2 separate regions of the Homo sapiens genome follow, and region 2 is linked to region 1. A link is an interaction called in ENCODE POLR2A ChIA-PET data of the cell type or tissue named here. Cell type or tissue: K562. All regions are shown on one strand. Region 1 overlaps SLC5A11 (solute carrier family 5 member 11). Region 2 has its middle 9.1 kb from the start of TNRC6A.

What was found. ChIA-PET counts read pairs that join two places held together with the same protein. Peaks named below come from ENCODE experiments on the same cell type or tissue, not always from the same donor. Only the 100,000 strongest peaks of a DNase experiment are listed, where the experiment ranks them.
Region 2: POLR2A ChIA-PET joins it to region 1 with 5 read pairs; 2 of 35 experiments call an interaction of 5 or more read pairs at or near these places.

What each region holds. Positions count from the first base shown.
Region 1 is chr16:24,881,870-24,886,869 of GRCh38, forward strand. SLC5A11 (solute carrier family 5 member 11) reads left to right here. Exons shown (of 17, transcript NM_001352248.3): 9 at 2,182-2,262. Among named protein-coding and RNA genes, the nearest start is that of SLC5A11, 38 kb to the left of the region's middle. In K562, no CTCF peak of the experiment used is centred here; a DNase peak (open chromatin) is centred at 1,932.
Region 2 is chr16:24,718,015-24,723,014 of GRCh38, forward strand. It overlaps a transcript of TNRC6A not described here. Among named protein-coding and RNA genes, the nearest start is that of TNRC6A, 9.1 kb to the right of the region's middle. In K562, no CTCF peak of the experiment used is centred here; no DNase peak of the experiment used is centred here.

The DNA.
Region 1 (5,000 bases):
GGGCAGGGACCAGAGCTTTGAAGGAAACAAAATGAGCCTTACATTTGTTCTAAGTGCCATGGAATACTATTGGATGCTCTAAACAGAAAATTGACAAAATCTAACATATGCAAAGTCCCCTGATACAGAAAGACCTTGGCTGAGTTCTCAGAACTAGCAGAAGCAATGTGCCTGGGGCAGGGGAAAAGGGGAGGGCAGGCTGCCATAGCTGATGAATGTTGGTGTTCCTTGTTTGGAGGTCTGTGTCCCCCATTAGACTGTAGACTCTATGAGGGCAGGGAACATGCCATTTTGTTGGCCTCTGCATCCCTACCACGTAGAACTTGGTGGGGAGCTCACCGGCTATTTGGTGAAAGACTGAACAAAATGATCCCCACAGTGCCTGGCATATGAGAGATTCTCATCACTGTTAATATAGAAAGGATGGTGGGGTTAAGTGGTACCCAACACCAGGATCTCACCACACTCAGGCTGACTCACTGCATGCGTGAACGGCAGGGAACTGAGGCCAGAATCAAAGCCAGTTCTCCTCCCCTTTGTGAGAGCCCTATTCCTGCTGGGAAGGAAGGAGGGATCCTGGAGAGCACCTCACCCACGGGCACAGGGTTTTTAAATTGTACAGTGACTGTGCCCTCTAGTAGACATGTTTCTATTGGATAAGTGTCCCTTCTCCTCAGGGAAGGAGGAAGAACAGAGGTTTAAGGAAGAGACTGGAAAGATTGCTCTTTCCAGATGCTGATGGATTTGCTACCAGGATCATCATTATGAATTTTTATGTATTTATTTATTCTTTTGAGATGGAGTCTCGCTCTGTTGCCCAGGCTGGCGTGCAGTGGCACGATCTTGGCTCACTGCAACCTCTGCCTCCTGGGTTCAAGTGATTCTCCTGTCTCAGCCTCCCGAGTAGCTGGGATTACAGGCATGCCCCATCACACCTGGCTAATTTTTGTATTTTTAGTAGGGACAAGGTTTCACCATGTTGGCCAGGCTGGTCTTGAACCCCTAACCTCAGGTGATCTGTCTGCCTCAGCCTCCCAAAGTGCTGGGATTACAGGCATGAGCCATCTTTCCCAGCCCATTTCGAAGATTTTTGCAGGTGGCAAACCCAACAAGAATCCTCTGAGGCACCATCACGATCCTCTCCAGGAAGTCTAGGGGGCCTCTGAATACCTAATACTCACATCCTTTATCCAGTCTTAAAAATAAAGGTGTTGGCTGGGTGTAGTTGCTTACACCCGTAATCCCAGCACCTTGGGAGGCCGAGGCAGGAGGACTGTTTGAAGCCAGGAGTTCGGGCCCACCCTGGGCAACATAGCAAGACTCCATCTCTAGAGAAAAGTTAAAAATTAGCCAGGCATGGTGGCTCATGCTTATAGTCCTAGCTACTTGGGGGACTGAGACAGGACAATCACTTGGGCCCAGGAAGTCTAGGCTGCAGTGAGCTATGATCACGCCACTACACTCCAGCCTGGGTTGACAGAGTGAGACCCTGGCTCTAAAAAATAAATAAATAAATAATAAATAACTAAAGGTGTTCAGAGCTTGGGGACTGTGGCCTAAGCACCACTTCCTATATCAGTTGAAAATTGCTGTGTTAAAAAACCACCCACAAATTGAGGGGCTTGAAAAATCAATGGTTTATTATTCCCCACAAGTCCATGGGTTCCTGGGTGGATATTTGCTAGTCTAACCTGGCTCTGCGAATTATAGTTCGGTGTTAGGTGGAGCAACTGGCTGGAAGAGGATGGCCTCACTCACATGGCTGGTGTTAGCTTGGGCTGTCGACTGGGCTTCCCCTCCGTGGGGGCCCTCTTCCTTCACTAGGTTAGACCTGGCTTCTTAAAGCAAATGGTCTCAGGGCAACAGGAGAGTAAGTGCAGAAGCTGCAGGGCTCCTTGAGGCCCATACCACTTCCCCCACATTCTATTGGTCAAAGCAAGTCACGTGGCCAAGCCCATGTGAGAAGCGGAGAAATCAACTTCACCTCAACGTGAAAGGAGCAGCAAAGTCACATTGCAAAATGGGCGTGCACACAGGGAGGAGTGATCGTGGCCATCTTTGCAATCAGTCAGCACTAAGAAATCTCCCATCGGGTCCTGGCCTTCCAGGTTCCCTTGGTGACCCAGAGTAACCCCTTCTCGTTAGACTCCCTGACCCTCACCTCCGTGCTCATCCCACCAGGTGGCCTGGCTGCTGTGATCTACACGGATGCCCTGCAGACGCTGATCATGCTTATAGGAGCGCTCACCTTGATGGGCTACAGTAAGTGGGGTCCCCGGGTCACTGGGGCGGACAACAGCACCTCTCTCCAGCAGGGATATCTGCTCTCCACACTGTGAACGGCAAACCTAGCTGTCAAAGAGCATACTACTGGGGAATTTTTTGTCACAGGTGCTTTGCTTGAGGCACGGTTATTTTAGCTAGAAGAGAAATGTGCTTATTGTGGAAACTTACTGTTTTTGTTTTTGTTTTTTGTTCTGAGGCAGGATCTTGCTCTGTCAGTCAGGCTGGAGTGCAGTGCTGTGATGATTGCTCACTGCAGCCTTGAGCCCCTGGGCTCAAGTGACTCTCTCACCTCAGCCTCCTGAGTAGCTGGGACTACAGACATAGGCCACTATGTCGAGCTAATTGCTTTTTTATTTTGTTTTTTTTTTTTTTTTTTGTAGAGATAGAGTCTCACTATGTTGCCCAGGCTGATCTCAAACTCCTGGCCTCAAGTGATTCTCCTGCCTCAGCCTCCCCAAGCTGCCCCACCTGGCACTGTTTTTTTTTTTTTCAAGTAAAAATCTCTTTCTATACTAATATGGAAAAATAACTGAATGAATAAATAAAAGAATGTGAAGAGACAGCTTTTCCTTACAGAGGTTTTTGTTGTTGTTTGTTTGTTTCGAGACAGGGTATCACTCTGCCACCCAGGCTGAAGTGCAGTGACACAGTCTTGGCTCACTGCAACCTCTGCCTCCTGGGCTCAAGCAATCCTCCCGCCTCAGCCTCCCAAGTAGCTGGGCCCACAGGTGTGCACCACCATCCCTGGCTAATTTTTTTCATTTTTTTAAATAGATGGGGTTTCGTCATGTTGCCCAGGCTGGTTTCAAACACCTGGGCTCAAGCAATCACCTGCCTCGGCCTCCCAAAGTGCTGAAATTACAAGCGTGAGCCACTGCATCCAGCCCAGAAGCTTTAAACTCTAGCACTAGCCCACACCTAGACTTTAGCATTTCATTTCAAAATATTCGCCCAATTCTTCGTACCAGCTTGTGTGGTGATCCTGTCTTTGTTTTGCTGCCAACGGTCATGTCTCTTTGGAGGCTCCTGTGTTTTCTGAGATCTCAGGCCAGTTGGTTGCTCTATGGCCTCAGCTCTCTGATAGGTTCAGGGGAAGTTATTTTGTTGATTAGCCAACTTCTTATTATTGTTAAGCGGGGGACACTACTCTCCACAGGTTTCTATCTTTTAGAGGTAAGCCACTCATTAAGCCTTAAAGACTACAACAAAGGCCGAGTGTGGTGGCTCACACCTGTAATCCCAGCACTTTGGGAGGCCAAAGCAAGAGGATCGCTTGAGCTCAGGAGTTTGAGACCAGCCTGAGCAACATAGTGAGACTGTCTCTACAAAAAATAAACATAAACTTACCCAGGTTTGGTGGCATGTGCCTGTAGTCCCAGCTACCTGACAGGCTGAGGTGGGAGGATGGCTTGAGCCTGGCAGGTTGAGTCTGCGGTGAGCTGAGATTGTGCCACTGCACTCCGGCCTGGTCTCGCTTTGAGACAGAGTGAGACCCTGTCTCAAAAAAAAAAAAAAAAAAAAAAAAAGGCTATGAAAACTAATATAGAAAACACAGAAAAGCGAAAGGGATCAAAATCCTGAAAGATGGCAGAATATAGTGCTGAAAATTATATATTTTAGGACTCAGAAGAAAATATCAAGAGAGTGCCATGCTTGGAATCCTGAACTCTATGAAACATGTATGAAAGATAGAAGTAGAGGACAAACTGAGGTGAAGGGAGAATAGAAGCGGATAAAAAGGAAAAAGATTACAGAAGATTACAATACATTTTCTAAAATTTTCTAAAAAAATTAGCAGAATTAAACTCCCCACAGGTGGATGTAAAGAGCAGAACAAACGCTAAAGAAAATCAAACCCAGGATGAAAACAAATAGGAGTTCTTTTTTTTTTTTTTTTGAGATGAAGTCTCGCTCTGTCACCCAGGCTGGAGTGCAGTGGCATGATCTTGGCTCACTGCAACCTCCACCTCCCGGGTTCAAGCGATTCTCCTGCCTCAGCCTCCCAAGTAGCTGGGACTACGGACACACGCCACCATGCCCAGCTAATTTTTGTATTTTTAGTAGGGACGGGGTTTCACCATCTTCACCAGGATGGTCTCCATCTCTTGACCTCATCTTCTGCCCGCCTTGGCCTCCCAAAGTGCTGGGATTATAGGCATGAGCCACCACGCCCGGCTGAAAACAAACAGGAGTTCTAATAAAATGCAGAGAAAAGGGATAAATAATAAAATTATAAAAGAAAAGATGACAAATATAGAAGATAGAGAGCAGAGATATACCATTTGAGAAATGTTTATTCTTTTTCTTTCTTTCTGTTTTTGCTTTTTGAGAAATGTTTATTCTTAGAAAAAAGGTCAGAAAAAAATGGAACAAAGTAAATAATTAAAGTAATCACAAAAGAAAACTTTTCTTAGAAGGAGGATGATATATCTAGCTAGGTGTGAAGGGTTTGCTGTGTCTTAGGCAAAATCGATGAACAAGATCTCCAGGTAGAAGAAGCATTATGAAAAAAATGTGAAGTATAAGAATACTTTTTAAATACTAAAGAATACAGACAGAGAGGTGGGAAGATCATTTGAGGCCAGTAGCTTGAAACCAGCCTGGACAACAAAGCAAGACCCCACTCTATGAAAAATGGAAAATTAGCTGGATGTGGTGGTGCACACCTGTGGTCTCAGGTGGGGACTGGAGGATCAGGGAGGTTAAGGAGGTTG
Region 2 (5,000 bases), 160 kb before region 1:
TGATCCACCCACCTCAGCCTCCCAAAGTGCTGGGACTACAGGCATGTGCCCCCACGGCCTGCCTGTTCATTCTTCGTATTCAACAAATATGAATTCCAAACTTAATACTTCCCAGGCACTACTCTAGGTACTGGAGAATACAACACTGAATGCAGCAGACAAGTCTCCACTCCCAGAAGCCTTCTCTGCTGGCAGTGCCTGGATAAAATGAGTTATCTCACGAGAGCATGTGAGATTCCAGCCCTAAATGCTCAAGGCGTTCTTTTCAGAGGACTGTGTTTCCACCTGAATAGGAGGGGGCAGGAATGATAGCTATATTTCTATTGGTACTTGACTCACATCTGTATTCTTATGAGATCCAGAGCATTTCAGGGAAGGCTTACCAAGGGAGGTAGCATTTGAACTGGGCTTTGAAGCAGGAGTTTGTTAGGTAGACATAATAGGAGAGGACTTCCATTCAGAGGAAATAACATGTTCAAGTCATAGAGGCTTTGAAAAACACAATAAACTAGTAATAATTCACTATTGCTGAAGCACAATATAGGGATTGTCAGAAATATGCCAGGTTAGGTAGCAAGAGTTCTTGAAGAATCTTTTACGCTACACAAGGGGTTTCAGGTATAATTCTATAGAATGTAGCCATTCAAGAATTCATAGCACCAGCAGGACCTTATCAGATTAACTAGTTAGAAAGACCTCTTTGGTGGTGATGTGGATTTCTGGATTGAGAGAGATAAGCAGGCTGGGTGCAGTAGCTCACACCTGTAATCCCAGCACTTTGGGAGGCTGAGGCGGGCGGATCACCTGAGGTCAGGAGTTTGAGACCAGCCTGTCCAATATGGTGAAACTGCGTCTCTACTAAAAATACAAAAATTAGCCGGGCATGGTGGTGGGTGTCTGTAATCCCAGCTACTCAAGAGGCTGAGGCAGGAGAATTGCTTGAACCCAGGAGGCGGAGGTTGCAGTGAGCCGAGATCGCACCACTGTACTCCAGCCTGGGTGACAGAGCAAGACTCTGTCTCCAAAAAAAAAAAAAGAAAAGAAAAAGGAAAAAAAGAGATAAGCAGACTATGGAAAATTATTTATTCATTTAATAAGTATTATTGAGGGCCTAATATGTACTAGGCATTGTGCTAGAGGTGGAGATGTACTGATGACTAGGCAGATATGGCCTTTGCTCTCCTGGCGCTTACAAAAAAATCAGGAGTACCAAAGATTAAACAAAGCCAGGGGCAGTGGCAGACACTTGTAATCATAGCACTTTGGGAGGCCAGGGTGAGAGGATCATTTAGGCTCAGGAGTTCAAGAGTTTGAGACTGGGCAACGTAGGGAGATCCTATCTCTACAAAAAATTTTAAAAATCAGTTGGTGCTGGGCTTGCTGGCTCACGCTTGTAATCCCAACACTTTGGGAGGTGGGTAGATCACCTGAGGTCAGGAGTTCAAGACCAGCCTGGCCAACATAGTGAAACCCCATCTATACTAAAAATATAAAAATTATCTGGGTGTGGCGACAGGTCCCTGTAATGCCAGCTACTCAGGAGGCTGAGGGTGAGAATCACTTGAACCTGGGAGGCAGAGGTTGCAGTGAGCTGCAGTCATGCCACTGTACTCTAGCCTGGGTGACAGAATGAGACCCTATCTCAAAAAAATTAAAAAAATAAAAAAAAAATAAAAATTAGTTGAGTGTGGTAGTGTCCGTCTGTAGTCCCAGCAACTCAGGAGGTTGGGGCAGGAGGATCACTTGAGCCCAGGAGTTCAAGGCTGCAGTGAGCTATAATTGCACCATTGCACTCAAGCTCAGGCAACAGAGTGAGACCTTGTCTCAAAAAAAAAAAAAAAAATTTAAACAAGCGACAGTAATATTTCATTAGAAATGTGATGAATGCTATGAAGGTGTAGAGGATGTCTTTAGAATATATAACTGGGAGGGAGACCTTTTGAGTTAAGGCAGGTGCTGGTCAGGAAAGTCCTGAGGAAGTTACATTTGGATTGAGAGGGGAAAGATGAGGAGGAGCAGGCTTGCCTGAGGCATGGTAGGCAAGAGAGAAGGACTATAAGATAACATCAGGGAGATGTTATAGAACATGTTAAAGGTATCAGGCTTTAAATCGAGAGCCCTGGAAATCCTTTCTACTATTTTAAGCAGAAAAGAAGATGATCTCACTTTTCCTTTTCAGAAAAATTACCACTCTGGCCAACATAACAAGGCCCTGTCTACAAATAATAATAATAAACATTAGCCAGGCATGGCAGCTCACACCTGTAGTCCCAGCTACTCAGGAGGCTGAGGCAGGACGATCACTTAAGCCTGGGAATTGGAGGCTGCAGTGAGCTGTGATCACACCCGTCTGGGTGACACAGCTAGACCTTGTCTCAAAAAAAGAAAAAGAGGTCAGGTGTGGGGGCTCAAGCCTGTAATCCCAGCACTTTGGGAGGCCAAGACAGGCAGATCACCTGAGGTCAGGAGTTCGAGACCAGCCTGGCCAACATGGTGAAACCCCGTCTCTACTAAAAATACAAAAAAATTAGCCAAGCATGGTGGCAGGCTCCTGTAATCCCAGCTACTCAGGAGGCTGAGGCAGGAGAATCACTTGTGGCTGGGAGGCAGAGGTTGCAGTGAGCCGAGATCATGCCATTGCACTACAGCCTGGGCGAGAAGAGCAAAACTTCATCTCAAAAAAAAAAAAAAAAGAAAGAAAGAAAAAAAAAAAAGAAAAAAGAAAAAGAATTAAGGCTGGGCTGGGCTCAGTGGCTCACGCCTGTAATCCCAGCACTTTGGGAGGCTGAGGCGGGTGGATCACGAGGTCAGGAGATCGAGACCATCCTAGCTAACACAGTGAAACCCCGTCTCTACTAAAACAAACAAACAGAAAAAAAAAAACAAAAAAATTAGCCAGGCATGGTGGCAGGCACCTGTAGTCCCAGCCACTCGGGAAGCTGAGGCAGGAGAATGGCATGAACCCGGGAGGTGGAGCTTGCAGTGAGCCGAGATCATGCCACCGCACCCTAGCCTGGGTGACAGAGCGAGACTGTCTCAAAAAAATTAAGGCTGCTGTATGGAGAACGGTGTTGATGGGCTAAGAATGAACACCTGCAAAGCTGCTGAGGAGAGGCAGCAACTAGAACTCTTGATGAGGTTGAGATGCAACCGGGTACAACCATTTTAGACATGTTTTCTAGTTTCTTATATAGTCAAATATACACTTACCTTGTGATCCAGTAATTCTATTTCTGGGTATTTATCCAAGAGAAATAGAAACACATGCCCACTGTCCACAAAAATAGACTTGTACAAAAACTGTTCATACCAGATTTACTCATAATAGCCCCAAACTGGAAACAACCCAAATGTCAATTAACACAAGGAAGAGGCTGGGTGCGGTGGCTCATGCCTGTAATCCTGGCACTTTGGGAGGCTGAGGTGTGTGGATCCCTTGAGCCCAGGAGTTTGAGACTAGCCTGGGCAACATGATGAAAACCTGTCTCTACAAACAATAATGATAGTAGGGCCAGGTGCCATGCCTTATGCCTGTAATCCCAGCACTTTGGGAGGCTGAGGCGGGTGGATTGCTTGAGCCCAAAGAGTTTGAGATCAGCCCGGACAACGTGGCAAAACCCCATCTCTACAAATAATACAAAAATTAGCCCGGCCTGGTGGTGCATGCCTTTGGTCCCAGCTACTCGTGAGGCTGAGGTGGGAAGATGGCTTCAGCCCGGGAAGTGGATTATTATTATTTTAAAACAAAAGGATGAGTAAACAAACTGTGGTATATCCATTCAACAGAATACTTGGCAGCAATAAAAAGGAACGAACTTAATACACGCAATCATATGAATGACTCTCACAGGCACGTTTAGCAAGAGGAGTCAAGCCCAAAAGAATATACACAGTATGACTTCATTTTTATGAGGATCTAAAACAGACAGCACTAATTTGTGGTGATGTGAATCAGAAAAGCGGTTTCCTGGTGGTAGGTGTCTGTGGGAGGACAACAGGTGAGTCACTGAGAAGGGGCGCGAGGGAATTTTCTGTAGTGATAAAAGTGTTCTATATAGTGATTGTGGTAGTCGCTACATGGGCATATTTATTGGTCAAAATGCATTACATTTTTCACTTTAAAAGTGTGAGTATGCCTGTAACTCCTGTGCTTTGGGAGGCCAAGGTGGGAGGATCACTAGAGGCCAGGCATTGAAGACCAGCCTGAGCAACACAGCAAGAACCCATCTCTATAAAAAGTAATAAAAAATTTAGCTGAGCATGGTGACACACACCTCTCATTCTTGCTACTTGGGAAGCTGAGACGGGAGGATCAGTTGAGCCCAGGAGTTTGAGGCTGCAACGAGCTATGATTATGCCACTACACCCTAGCCTGGGTGACAGAGCAAGACCCCAACTATTTATTTATTTATTTACTTATTTATTTATTTATTTATTTTGAAACAGAGTCTCACTCTGTCGCCCAGGCTGGAGTGCAGTGGCATGATCTTGGCTCACTGTAACCTCCACTCCCGGGTTCAAGTGATTCTCTACGTCAGCCTCCCAAGTAGCTGGGATTACAGGCACCCGCCACCACACCCGGCTAATTTTTGTATTTTTAGTGGAGACAGGGTCTCACCATGTTGGTCAGGCTGGCCTTGAACTCCTGACCCCAAATGATCCACCTGCCTCGGCCTCCCAAAGTGCTGGGATTACAGGTGTGAGCCACAACTCTTAAATAAAGTGTGACTTTTATTGTATACGAATTATACCACCACAACAAAAAAGAGGCAAAGAGAATGAATCTTTGGAGTTTTAGGGGTGTTCTACGGTATGGCAGTGGAGAAACACAGGAAGAGAAGACAAAGAAAGCAGATTAGAGACCAGACGAGTTGCTTATACATTGCATGAGAGGCAGGGAAGAGTCAGAACTAACACTTAGGTTTCTGGCTGGGGCAGCTAAGTGACTGGTGGTGTTATTACCGACTTGGGGGAAAACTGGGAAAGGGTCAGGTCCATAT